Regions from separate parts of the Homo sapiens genome. Here region 1 is linked to region 2. Evidence: chromatin contacts called from ENCODE Hi-C or POLR2A ChIA-PET data. All regions are on one chromosome and are shown on one strand. The core of a region is the stretch at or near the end of the contact, and the rest is flanking DNA. Distances in the headings are between cores, read along the strand shown. Region 1 has its middle 66 kb from the start of MIR4486. Region 2 holds the start of LOC124900310 (small nucleolar RNA SNORA1).

Region 1 (6,841 bases), core at 3,317-5,816, 46 kb after region 2:
AAGAATTGGAGCAAGGGGGTGGAGGATGTCACACACTTAAACGACCAGATCTCATGTGAACTCATTTATCACTGAGGTGATGGCCTAAGCCATTCATGAGGGATCTGCCTCCATGAGGCAAACACCTCCCACTGGGCCCCACCCCCAACACTGGGGATTACTTTCCAACATGAGATTGGGTAAGGACAGTATCCAAACTATATCAGGATTCTTCATAGCGAGTGGGCATTTTGTTCTCTTTATTTCCAGGTATCTTCTTAGGGTAGGCCAGTGAGTTGGCTTTTATTTCAGATACAGATTTCTGATCAATTATTGAGTACTTACTATGTGCTAAATATTCTACATATGTTATCTAAAATACTCAGGGTAACCTTAGGAGGTATATATTGATACGTCACTTGTAATGGACACAAAATTGTCTGCCTTGAACCCTCATTTGTAGAAACTTCTTACACAAATCTTTATGGTTTCAGCAGGAGCTACTAGATTTCTACATGATCCTACTTCCTGGGCCCACACGATTGATCCAGGAGTGAGCACCCGATAAAGACTGGGCCAATCATTCCCTTTGATACTGGGAAGTTTGCTACTGGGCATAAAAGAAGAAAATGAGTTTCACTCTCTGTGTCTGAACAGTAGTAAGTAAAACCCAGGGACCTTTATAACCATGCTTCCCACCACATGCACTACAAAAGCAACCTTTGTGCTTGAGAAAGCAGAACTTTCTGGAAGCAATAATGTGAAGGAGTAAGACATATGTGGTGGATTAAGACAGACCTGAGTTGCAAGCCTCATTTTGCCAGTTACTAACCATGTGATTTGGACTGACAATACTAACACTATCTAACAGTTGTTGAATTTTTATGATGTGCCAGGTACTGTTCCAAAGCTTTATATGCAAGGTCTTATATGCATTAACTCATTTTATTATCACAATGACAGCATAAAGTATTTTCTATTATCATCTTCATTATTTTACCCTTGAAGAAACTAAGGTCCTGCAAAGTTAGAAATGAGCCGAAATATACACAGGTGGTTGGGTGCATCTCTTGAGCTTTAATTTCTCTCAAGAAGCAGAGAGAATACACTTTGGGAGCCTGAGGCAGGCAGATCACGAGGTCAGGAGTTCGAGACCAGCCTGACCAACACGGTGAAACCCCGTGTCTACTAAAAATACAAAAGTTAGCCAGGCGTGGTGGCGCACACCTGTAATCCCAGCTACTCAGGAGGCTGAGGCAGGAGACTCGCTTGAACCTGGGAGGCAGAGGTTGCGGTGAGCTGAGATCGTGCCACTGCACTCCAGCTTGGGTGACAGAGCAAGACTCTGTTTCAAATAAATAATAATAAAAATAATAAAGAAATAGAATATTGGCTCTTGTGCAGAATAGAATTGACATAGCAGGCTTAAGACTGCTATCCTTAGAAAGTCCTGCTCACAAGATTGGCCCTTGACTAGCATCTAAGAACTAGGGTTTCTGGAGGGTTCTCATCATTCCCCAACAAAGATGGTTCACTATGCCTAAAATGTTTGCTCAAAGAATCTGGCTTATATTTGAGGACCCCCGACATAGTCCACTTCAGGTTTGTTGTTTGACATAGAAGATGAAACAGATTCACTACTTTGAGGAGGGTTTGGTAACCAGGCATGCTTATGAAATGGTTAGACCCTCTATGACTGCCCCTGTGTGGAAGGCACAGCCTGCATAGCCCCATGTGGGGGCCCCTGGAGCCCCCTCCACCACCATCACCATAACTATTTTTAAGTTCCCAATAGTTATACTTTAGATCTAGCACTGTATATAGAATGGCAAAATATTTTGAGATATTTTAGCAACAAAGGATGTATTTATTTCAAGAGGTTTTCCAGTTTTTAATAAGGTTGTGTGTGGGGAGGACACTTTCCATAGCTGTATTTTTAGGTTGATTCTCTGTGAAACCAACCACATAGGCCCACTGATGTGGAGGTAGAAAAAACAACCCCATTGCCGATAGGGCTGTGAGTGGTCATCTACTTTCTTCAACAGAAGGGGAAACAGAGGATCAGAGAAAAGCAACGTCCTGAGTGTCTCACTCACAGGCACCCCCTACAGAGTGAGGGATGGGGCCAGGGCTTGTGTGGAGCGTTCTCCCACCGCTACATGCTGCCTGGCCTTGTGATCAGGGAGATGGAGTGGGAAGTGGAGAAAATGTGGGGATACCCCCCTAGAAACTGGTAGCAGGGTGTAAACATTCAGTTCTATCTAAGGCCTGGTTGGCAGCCAAGGGGATGGCTCATTCAAATTCAGCATGGGTGAAGGGAAGATGGGAAGGAGACTAACCCGGCTTCTGCTCACTTGTTAAAGTCAGTTTGTGTATGTAAGTGAAGCAAGCTCTGTGACTACCAGTGAAGAACGAAGAAACCTACTAAGCAGATAATTGAATTCAAAAACAGCCATTTGGGCTTTAAAACATCTATATGTTTCAGGGCAAAGTGGGGCTCGAGGCTTAAGTTACCCAAATAACAAATTCCATTTCCTAACTTACCTGGAATGGCATTTTCCAAGCAGAGCTATTAATAATAGATATTCTGGGAAGAAAGGTTGTTTTGGCCAACAGATTTGGACGATATACTGGTCAACCAAGTTGATGGGTATCTTTACTGCAGGACTTCTCAGAGCCTGCTCATGTGTATCGTGAAACTCTGAGAGAAGATTTTACTGTGGTATGATATTTTAAATATATGTATGCACACAAATACATATAATATATAAAAATACATATAATATATACTACATATACATAAATACACATATGTAAATACATTATAATATATACTACTATATCTTATAGTATACAGGATTTTCCAGATTTACTCACTTGAAGATCTTTTTTTCCCCTTCCATATCTCAGGGGACCATTATTTCAGGGCTGACATTGGGAAAAACAGTTCTGTATGGTGTTACCCATCTTCTATGCCTGAGAGAACATTTTAGGAAAAGAGATGTGGTTCTAGGAGGAGAAGGATAAGGATAAAAGGATGGAGGTTAGCCAGTCCAGTGTTCTGGGCAGGTGGCTGGACTGTGAGCTAAGAGATGCAAATGTTTGTCTCAGGAGAGATGATAGCTGACTTCTTATCCTCTGGAGATTCTCCAAACCTGGACATGCTAAAATCTAAGACTTACAACAGGTATCACACTTGTGAAGGGACATTGTGGCACTGATGTCAAGCTAGGGATGGCCTGAGCAACTGCAGACACCAGGGATGTTTAACCTGGGGACCCAGGACACCATTAGCGCTATACTTCCCCAAAGTCCCCACCTAGGGAAAGGAGCTGGTTTTCCTCCTAACCTCTAGGGAGGAACACAACCAGGATCAGAGCATCAGTGTTTTGGAGAGGCAGAGTTCAGCACCACCCAAAAGAAAGCTTTCCAGAGACTGTTGCTGTCCATCGCACTCTGGGCAGACAGGCCCCTGTGGTAGCTGGCTCACCATCCCATGCCCACCTGGGAGGGGCAGAGGTAAGTTTAAACCCTGGATGAGGTATGATTTCAAAGACCTTTCCCAGCCCTAGGAATTTTGACTCTACATAGTTTGACTTTGTAATAATATTGACCAATGACAGCATTTTCTAATTCCCTTACCCTCTATATTCAATCTAGCAACAAGGCCATCATGTCTGCCTACGAAATAAGTCTTCAACCTATCCATATCCCTCCCCCTCCACTGCTACTCCCTTAGTCCAAGTGGCCATTACTTTATGCCTGGAATACTGCAGGAGACTCTTAGCTGGTCTTGCTGCCTCTATTCTTGCTATCTTTTAACCCATCCTCCTCAGCAGCCAATGAGTTGAAACCCTTGGAAGAAGGGCAAATTCCTCACTGTGACCTGCCAGGCCCCCCTGAACTGATCTGAGTCTGACTGTACAATCTCCTCTCTTTCCACTTCCATTTTTGCTTACTACACCATGGCTATGCAGACCCCCACAAACACAGTGAGCGCTCACCTTCCGGCGTTTGCACTGGCTGCTCCTTCTCTTTGAAACACAGTTCCCGCTGCTCTTCCTATGGTGACTCTTTCTCATCCTTCAGGCTTTGGCTCAAATGCCCCTGGCCCCGCCCAGGAAGCTTCTGTGCTTACCCTGTCCACATCAACACAGCCTCTATTGCTATGGCTTCTACCCACTCTCTTTCACAGCCCTTTGTCTATTTCCTTTCTGGCACTTATAACAATCTGAAATATAATTTTTATTTATTTATACTTTGATCCATCTCTGCCATCCCTCCCATTTCTACCTAAAATTCAAGCTTCCTAAGGGCAGAGACTTTATTTTGTTCACACTATATTCCTAATACCTAGAATAGTGATTGGCATATAGCAGGTACTGAATAGATATTGGTTGAATTAATTAATTAATGACGGGCTGCTCTGTTTGTTGCCGAGATGGAAAGTTGAAAGCCTTAGATGAAGACTCCTCTCTGGGGGATCCCACTGGACATCCCTATGCCGTATCTCTACTTTCCCACAGTGGCACTGTACCCATAATGATGACTTCCCCATCTGCACATACTCTTCAAGTCCCAGCCAGCCCCACCCAGGCACAAGCCAGGGAGGAGGCCATTGTTCAATAAGCTCCAGGGTGCTTCATCAGACCTGCACCAGAAGACAAAGCCATTTCCTAAGTGTGAGAATTGCTCAGTACAGTGTTAGGAAATCTTCCTCCCTGGAGAGCTTTTTAAATAGACTCTCATTTTTCTGGGGTTATTTTGAGCAAACTTCCATCTGGAGATGGAGAATGAGACAAACCAGGAACTTAGATGACCTCAGGAGTTCCTCCCTGATCCTGGCTGAAGGATTCTTGTCAGACCTGCAGTTCCACTGCTGGATTCTCTCTGTCTCCTAAATCATCCGCTTTGACTTCTTCCTCTCCACCTGGGCTCTCTGGATGTGCCAAGGCGCTGTACATGGAGTCAACAGCTTTGATTAAGCAGCTTTGATCTCTGTTGAGCATCTCGGAATAAGATCTTTGCTCTCAGCATCTGTGCCAATTCTCGAAATAGTTTAGCTCAGCCAAGCAGGAGGGGGGCTGGATTGCAAAGTGTATTATATGAGAAATTTAAAAAGAAAAGGCAGCTGCAAACAGTCAGGGGTGTGTGTGTGTGTTAATGTGGGCACCCATGGCTCCTGGGAAATGATTACCATGCTATCAGCATGCACCAACCCTGTATTCACAGTGGCTGCCTGCTGCGAGAAAGTGGGCAGCTTGCAGCAGTCAAACCCTTGCATCAGGTGGTAGTTCTGTTGGAGAAACAAAAACATCAAAGACCTTTGCTTCTATTGACTTGGCTTTTGCTTATTTTCACTAAGGTATTCTGAGATGTGTGCCAGCGTGTGTTCTGCATAGCTGCCATCTGGTGTGGGGTTGGGTGTATGCATACAGGGGGAATCACTATGGTTTTGAGGTGTTGATCCTATACACAATTATATATATACATGCCACAGGATGGATGTATTTGCTCTTCTTTTTTAAAATTTTTTTATTATACTTTAAGTTTTAGGGTACATGTGCACAACGTGCACGTTTGTTACATATGTATACATGTGCCATGTTGGTGTGCTGCACCCATTACTCGTCATTTAACATTAGACATATCTCCTAATGCTATCCCTCCCCCCTCCCCCCACCCCACGACAGGCCCCAGTGTGTGATGTTCCCCTTCCTGTGTCCATGTGTTCTCATTGTTCAATTCCCACCTATGAGTGAGAACATGCGGTGTTTGGTTTTTCGTCCTTGCGATAGTTTGCTGAGAATGATAGTTTCCAGCTTCATCCGTGTCCCCACAAAGGACATGAACTCATCCTTTTTTATGGCTGCATAGTATTCCATGGTGTATATGTGCCACATTTTCTTAATCCAGTCTATCATTGTTGGACATTAGGGTTGGTTCCAAGTCTTTGTAATTGTGAATAGTGCCACAATAAACATACGTGTGCATGTGTCTTTATAGCAGCACGTTTTATAATCCTTTGGATATATACCCAGTAATGGGATGGCTGGGTCAAGTGGTATTTCTAGTTCTAGATCCATGAGGAATCGCCACACTGACTTCCACAATGGTTGAACTAGTTTACAGTCCCACCAACAGTGTAAAAGTGTTCCTATTTCTCCACATCCTCTCCAGCACCTGTTGTTTCCTGACTTTTTAATGATCACCATTCTAACTGGTGTGAGATGGTATCTCATTGTGGTTTTGATTTGCATTTCTCTGGATGTATTTGCTCTTCTAAATATGTGTGTTATATTTGAGCACGTACATACCAGGAACCTGGCATTTAATCATCTCCATGTAGATAAATGCATAAGTATCTTGGGTTAGTAAGTAGGTACCCCTGTGCGTATGTGTCTGTGTATGTGATACCTCTGTGTGCGTGTGTGCATGTGCACACACACACACACAGCAGCCTTTCTGTGAGTTTTGTTGCCCTGGAGGGGGATGGGGTATGTACACAGCAGAAGCATGTATGGTTATATTTGCATGGAGGTGAATTCCAGAAAGAGATGCTGGGGAAAAGGTGTTTCATATCAGGACATTTTGAACTGTAAGTCATTATTTTCTCCACTTTGATGCCCAACCCCTGGGAAACTTGTCCTTGTGTATAGCCCCTCTGGATGTACAAGTAAAAGAAAAATGTCTCTATTTGGGACCATTTGTTCCTCCAGAGGAAGCATTTTTTTGGTATTGGCTGTTGCTGCGAGAAGCCTTTGTTCCTATGGTGGCCCCAGGCCGGTGGATATGAATTAATGCATCTCATATAACCCTCTGTGGTAGAGGCCTTTTGACTGAAGCTAAAGGAAGTGGGAGC
Region 2 (6,816 bases), core at 4,299-6,798:
AAAGGTCACATTGAGCTCTTCTGGCTGGAAGGTGGAGACCCTGAGCCTTGCCACTTTAGCATCCCCCTTACCCAGGACTGCCTCCCAGCTCCCCGCACCCCAGGCACCTCTGCAGAACCTTTAAGCTCCAGGAAACCCAGATTAAAAGCAATTGTCCCAGAGGATCTCTGAGGTCCTTTTCGGTTGCTCCTTTTAATCCAATTCTTGCTTCAGAAGCTTGAGTTTATATCTGGAAAAGCTGTCTTTTACAGCTCAAAATCCATTTTCCAAAAGCATCAACTGAGCCAGGCCCTGGGGGACAGTGTGGTAAAGGCAAACCAGGGCAGATATGGAGAAGTGAGGAAGGTATTTGAGCAACAATCCTGACTGCAAAAGCTCACAAACAACCAAATACCACCATTATGGTTTTTTCTTTAAGTCAATACATTTTTATTTAAGGAATTTTACATGTTGTCATTCGTTCCACTGCCCATCAGGGTCATCTTAGTTCCTCCAAATCTTGAGTCAAGATTTATCTTCAAGATAGGCCTTTCTAGAGATTCATGCTGAATCCACAGTCCTTCTGTCCATCTTAGTTGGGCTTCTTTTGTCTCCACTTCAATACAGACATACTGATGAAATACTTTAAAAACTTCCTATACAGAATCTTTAGGGTCTAATTCTTCAAATAATTCACTTTAGGGCCCTAGCAGTTGAATTGTAGAAAGCATATTGTTATTTTGGCTAATGAGCAAAAATGCATTATTCTTTAATATTTTTCTAATGTTGAGGTTGTGTTGCATCCCATTTTCACTCGTGACCTTAGCAGAAATGTTACAGGTCTCATTGTCACCACTGCGATGTGTTTGCTGTGAATGGAAACATAGCTTGTTTCTCAATGCAGCCCCATTAACAATCTCTGGATCGCATGATCAACAGTGCCTATTCTCTTTGAGAATGGGGCATCACCTTCACAGTTCTTAGGATAAGCTATGCATATGTGACTGCCTTCATTTGTCACGGTCCAGGATAGTTTCTCATTCTTTTTTGTCTAGATGGTCAGGCACTGTCATTGCCCTTTGTGCAGTGTGCCATGGTTGTCTCTTCTCTACTTAGGAACAGTCTTATTTCCTCACCTCTAACCTGAGAATAGCAGATGACCAACAAATCAATATTGGATCTATCAAAGGGATCTGAATATGGGCACCTCTATGTGAACTGCTTCAAGCTGGATTCAGTGATGTCCCAAACAGATGTAGATCCTGACCATGCGGATGTTATTGTCTAGGGGGAAAGATCAATTAGTGTAAGTGTGATAGGGATCAGGACTTGAAAGATAAAATTCCACGGTCCAGAACAACCATTGTGGGACCCTATAACCCACAAAAAGTAGGGGTTTGCCTTCAGTATCTGCTAGGGCTTAGCCTTGGGAGGACCTTGAGAAACTTTATCTTGAGGTCCTGAAATGGAAGATCTCTTTGCTTCCTGGGACCCCAAGACCCACAGCAGAGTTCTGCCTGGCTTTTCAGCATATACAGATGGCTGGCTGCTTGTTGTGGACGCTGTCATAATTGCACATGCACTTTAGACATTGGCCATTCAGCTTCCAAGGCAGGCTATGGAGGCCACAATGAGCAAAAGCTAAGGAGACAAGCCCCATCTACAGTTAAGTCCTGACCCCTATCACACTTATTGATCTTCCCTCCCAGAATAACATCTGCATGGCCAGCATCCACGTACGTTTGGATCATCATTGAATCTAGCTTGAAGCAGGCCACATAGAGGCACCCATATTCATCCCTTTGATTGATTCAATATTGATTTGTTGCTCATTCAGCGCCTATCTTCATTGACTATCCTCTGCTTGTCCTTCATCTGCATCTTCCTCTGGTCACATACCAGCTGCTTCAGCCACCTTGGGCTTGTTACTGTTGTTTAAGCACTCCCACCGCTTAATGATCAGGTTCTCTCTGCCTGGAATACCCTTTCCTGCATCACTGCCTTCTTTCCACACCTACTAATCTACTCAATCCTCAAAACAATTCCAAATGCCACCTCTTCTAGGAAGCCTTCCTAGATCACCTCAGAATTTTTTATTCCTCCATTTCCTGTCCTCCCATAGATCAGTATGTGACATTCCACTTGAATTTGAATTATATTTTTGTCATTGCCCCCACTATGTTATAAAGCTTGATGTGGGCAAAGATTTTTATCTTACTGGTCTTCATAGTTGAATGTTTGGGGGAAGTCCATGAACTTGGGCTTTTTAATTCCTAGGTCTCTCTGGGTAAGCAAACTTAGACAAGTTATCTAATATGTCTGAGTTTCCCTATTCCCACCTGTAAAATAGGGATTTTTAAAAACTTGTGATAACAAGTTTATTGTTAGCATTAACTAAGATGACTTGTATGAAGTAACAATGAAAATAAAATAATAGTAATGAGAGCTGATATTGACTAAGTGCTCATTTAGGCACTGCTCTAAGCTTTTTACAAGTAGTTCATTTAAAACATTTTTAAAAATGTTGAAATAATGATAGATTTGCAGGAAGTTGCAAAGATGGTACTGAGAGATCCCATGTAAAGATAGAACTGAGAGGTCCCTTTCACCTGGTTTTCTCCAATGTTTACACATTATGTAATTATAGTACAGTTTCAGAACCAGGCAATTGACTGTGTGAGTATTGTTCTGTGTCCTTTTCTCACTTGTGTAAAATTGTGAGAATCTTACACAATCACCACCGCAATCAAGATACAGAACTCTCCCCTGTCCACAAAGATCTCCCTTGTGCAGCCCCTTCAGAGTCATACCCACCCCTCTCCCTTCCGCCACCCCCAGCCCCTGGCAACCAACCATTAGTATGTTTTCTATCTGCAAAATGTTGTCATTTCAACAATGTTATCTAAGTAGAATGGCAAAGTATGTGACCTTTTAAGCTTGGCTTTTGTTTTTTTCCCACTCAGCATAATGTCTTTGAGATCCATTCAGGTTGTCTGTCTATAGTTCATTCCTCTGTTCCTGGTGAGTTCTGTTCCATGGATATGCCACCAATATACCACTGATACACACCGATATACCACTGATACATGACTGACTGACAGACCATGGTTTAACCAGGAAAAGTATCTGGGTTGTTTCCAGTTTTTGGCTTTGACGTATAAAGCAGCTATAAATATTTGTGTATAGATTTTTATTTCAAATATAAGTCTTCATCTCACAGGGATAAATGCTTGGGGGTGCCATTGTTGAGTTACATGGTTAGTATATGTTTAGTGTTTTAGGAAGGAAGTCAAACTCTTTCCGAGAGTGGCTGTACCATTTTACATTCCCACCAGCAATGTGTGAGTGATTCAGTGTCTCTACATCTTTGCTGGAATTTGGTGTTGCCACTATTTTAATTTTATCTGCTCTAAAAGGTATGTAGTGACACCTTTCATGGTCTGACTTTCCATCTCCCTAATAGCTGGTGATGTTGAACATTTTTTCACTGCTTATTTGCCATCTGTATATTCTTTTCAGTAAACTGTCTCTACATGTCATTTACCCATCTTCTGGTTGGATTGTTTGTTTTTTAATGTGGAGTTTTGAGTATTCTTTATATATGCTAGATATGGGTCCTTTGCCAGCTATGGGATTTGCACAATTAGCTCAGTTAATCCTCACGACAACTCATGAAGAAGATACTAGGATTATCCCAATTTAATAGATGAGGAAGTTAGGGCACTGAGAGGTTAGCACTCTGTGTGGCACACAGCAGGTTTCCAGGGAAACATCACAGTGAATTTCATGCAGATGGAGCTCAGACCAAAGGTACAGTAGCTCTAGGTACCTTGGTTGCATGGTGGGGCTGTTGGAGATAAGGAAGAGGAGCTGAAAGTGAAGGCCAGCAATGAGTAGAGGGACTTCGTACCAGGTCATCGGCCCATTTACCAGGTTGAGGAGTTGAGGCTCAAGCACTAGAACAGATTTCTATCTGTCTGTGTCATTAAGTTTCTGTAAGTTTCACTAAGTCTTTGAAAATTGTGTCTCTTTTCAACCGCATCCTACCTTTCTCCTGTGCTGCAAGGTTTGATGGTAGCTGGCTGGTTTCTACTTCGGGGACTTTTTTTTTTTTTTTTAAAGAAGGGATTTCTCCTGTGTCTTCTGTATCCAGGGCACATAGAAGCAGGCTGCTGCTGCTGCTGCTGTCATGGAAAGCACAGTAACGAGTCAGGATATGAGTTGTCGGTCCCAACATGGTAGTGAATAGTGCAGGAATTGAGTGCAAATAATTTCCCTGGGCTTTCCATCTCCATATCTGTAAAATGGGAGTGACCACAGTAGCTGGCTGGCAGAGTGATTGTATAGATTAAATAGAGAGGAGAGGTGGAGAACAGGGGCATTGGTAACACTCATGGGTTCAGAGTGGAACTCTTTCCTTTCTAGCTATGTAAACCTGAGCAGCGTGCTTAACTTTGCTAAGCCTCAGTTTTCTTATCTGAAAAATGGGGACAATCACAGTTCCTACTTTGTGGACTTGGTGTGAGGATTAAATGAGATATTGCACATAAAGCACTTGCAAAGATCCTCTCTCAAGATGAACGTGATTAGTAATAACTAACATCTATCAAGCACTTACTTTGTGTCAGAATCTGCTTAAGTTCATCAAAATTAAGATTAGACACCAAGACAAGGACTTAGGTGCAAGTTTATATGGGAGGGGATCCCAGGAAGCGATGTGAGAGAACAGGGAAGTGAGATGGGGAGGAGTCATTTTGGTGGGCAATGGGGGCTCAGTCCCACTGGACATCCTCTTAGAGACTGAGAAACACACCTCAGAATCTCCACTGCTGTGTTTATCCACCATCTTCCAGTCCTTATTGGTGGAGGGTCACTCCTGGGGCATTCATTCCACCACACCTTTGACCTGCCCTGTCCTTGGGCTAAGCATGTAACCATGACCAGGGAGCATCCTCAGGAGAAAGACTCAGGAAGGCATTGGCACATACAAGGAACTGAACTATCTGTATGGGGCTTTGAGATTGGCTGAGGGGAAATTGATGAATGCTAGCAGTGTCTGCTACACCACTTTAAGCACTTTATAATATTAACTCATTTACTTCATGCAACAACACTATGAAATGTTCTATTATTATCCCCATTTTATAGATGAGGAAACTGAGACACAGAGGGGTTTTACAACTTGATCAAGGTTCTCCAGTCAGTCTGATTTCAGAGCCTGCATTCTTTTTTTATTTTTATTTTTTGAGACAGGATCTCACTCTGTTGCCCAGGCTGGAGTGCAATGGCACGATCATGACTCACTGTAGCCTCAACCACCCAAGCTCAAGTGATTCTCCCACCTCAGAGCCTCCCGAGTAGCTGGGACCACAGACACACCACCATGAAGGCTAATTAAAAAAAAAAAATTTTTTTTTTAGTGATGGGGTCTCACTATGTTGCCCAGGCTGGTCTCAAACATCTGGACTTAAGCAGTCCCCCTGCCTTGGTCTCCCAAAGTGCTGGGATTACAGGCATAAGCCACCATGCCTGGCCAGAGCCTGCATTCTTTCGAGAAGTTTTGACCATAATTCTCAGTAAAAAATGTATTTTATATCACAATTCCGCTCCCAAACACACTTACACTAAATAAATAAAAGATTCCTAAAACAATACTCATCTGTACCACGTGCAGTGCACTCTGAAATTTTCTGTTTTTTTTATTAATCACGTTATTTTAAAAATGGTATTAGTCACCCACTAAATTGTTTTCATAACCCAGTAATGGGCTGCAACCCACGGTTTTGGAAAAGACAGTGCTCTAAAATTCTATTTTATAGGACAATGTTGATGTCATAAGGCTGGCATGGGGAATGATATGGGGTAGGTGCCCAGGGAAGGCTGGTTTCCTTGTGTGCCCTTTCTGGCAAACCAGAGCCTATGAGCTGCTACCTTCTAGGCTTGCATACAGAGGCCTGGCTGAACCTAGCACATTTCTTAAATCCTAGACTTGCCCTAGTGGAATCTGCTCAGCCTCCTCCCTGGGGATGGGCACCATCTTGGGCTGTGACCTTCAATTCACCGGCTCCCCAGAAGCCAGCTCCTCCTTGGGAGGTGAGGTTATACCCTGTCCCCACAACGTTGTCATTTCCTTCCCCTGAGTCTCTCTGTGTGAGGATTGTTCCCCTAATCAGGATGGAGACGCAGTTCATTACAAGCTGGTGAGGCAACGGCTCTGTGCTCCAGGCCCGAGACAGGCTGTCTGGGAGCTTGGCCAGCCTCCCACTGCCCCGGACACCAGGGCAGTGGCCTCAGAGCAGAACCAGCTCGCTGGGTTTGTCTGCCCCCTTCCCAAGGGACACAGGCAGACAGACACTGTTTGCTGAGACTTCCACAGCTTTCATTATTACAAAACCTCTGCCATGCTCAGACAATGAGTTTCAGCAAATGATGGCACTACTTCCGAGAGCATCTGTAGAGCACCTAGAATAACAACTGGACTTTATTGAGTGTTTACCATGCACCAAGCCCTGGGCTAAACACTTCATCTGCAGGCTGTTCGTCTTTACGGCAAACCCAGTAGGTAGGTATAACTATCCCCACTCTGCAGATGCAGAAACGGAGGCACAGAATGTTTTGGTAGCTAAACAAGCTCACCAGGAGGCTAGAAGGTGGCCACACCTAGCTGGCCCCCCTGACTCCACCAACTGCCTCCCTTTGCTGTATTGCATGCAAGAATGTGACTCCAAGTTTTTCCTTCCTTCTGGATCCAACTCTGGCTTCACTCTGCTCAGCAACCAGGTGAGTTTCCATAGGTGACTTTGTCTCTCTGAGCCAAGTTTCCTTATCTGTAAAACA

The links. Hi-C counts contacts between places; a loop is a spot of excess contacts on that map. ChIA-PET counts read pairs that join two places held with the same protein, here RNA polymerase II (POLR2A). Pooled maps may share reads with other maps.
Region 1: a map of endothelial cell of hepatic sinusoid shows a loop between it and region 2 (3-fold over the local background). The contact joins two enhancer-like sites. A Hi-C loop is called at or near these places in 3 of 168 maps with a recorded cell type or tissue (endothelial cell of hepatic sinusoid, left cardiac atrium and sciatic nerve), 1 of 37 single-sample maps with no recorded cell type and 1 of 50 pooled maps. POLR2A ChIA-PET finds 5 or more read pairs at or near these places in 2 of 52 experiments (AG04450 and MCF 10A).

What each region holds. Positions count from the first base shown.
Region 1 is chr11:19,637,662-19,644,502 of GRCh38, forward strand. It overlaps a transcript of NAV2 not described here. Among named protein-coding and RNA genes, the nearest start is that of MIR4486, 66 kb to the left of the region's middle. Within about 2 kb of position 4,567, at least 3 of the 41 ENCODE cell types and tissues checked have a DNase peak (open chromatin) inside an H3K27ac peak, as active enhancers do.
Region 2 is chr11:19,590,348-19,597,163 of GRCh38, forward strand. LOC124900310 (small nucleolar RNA SNORA1) reads right to left here and starts at 944; the gene lies at 809-944. It also overlaps a transcript of NAV2 not described here. Within about 2 kb of position 5,549, at least 17 of the 41 ENCODE cell types and tissues checked have a DNase peak (open chromatin) inside an H3K27ac peak, as active enhancers do.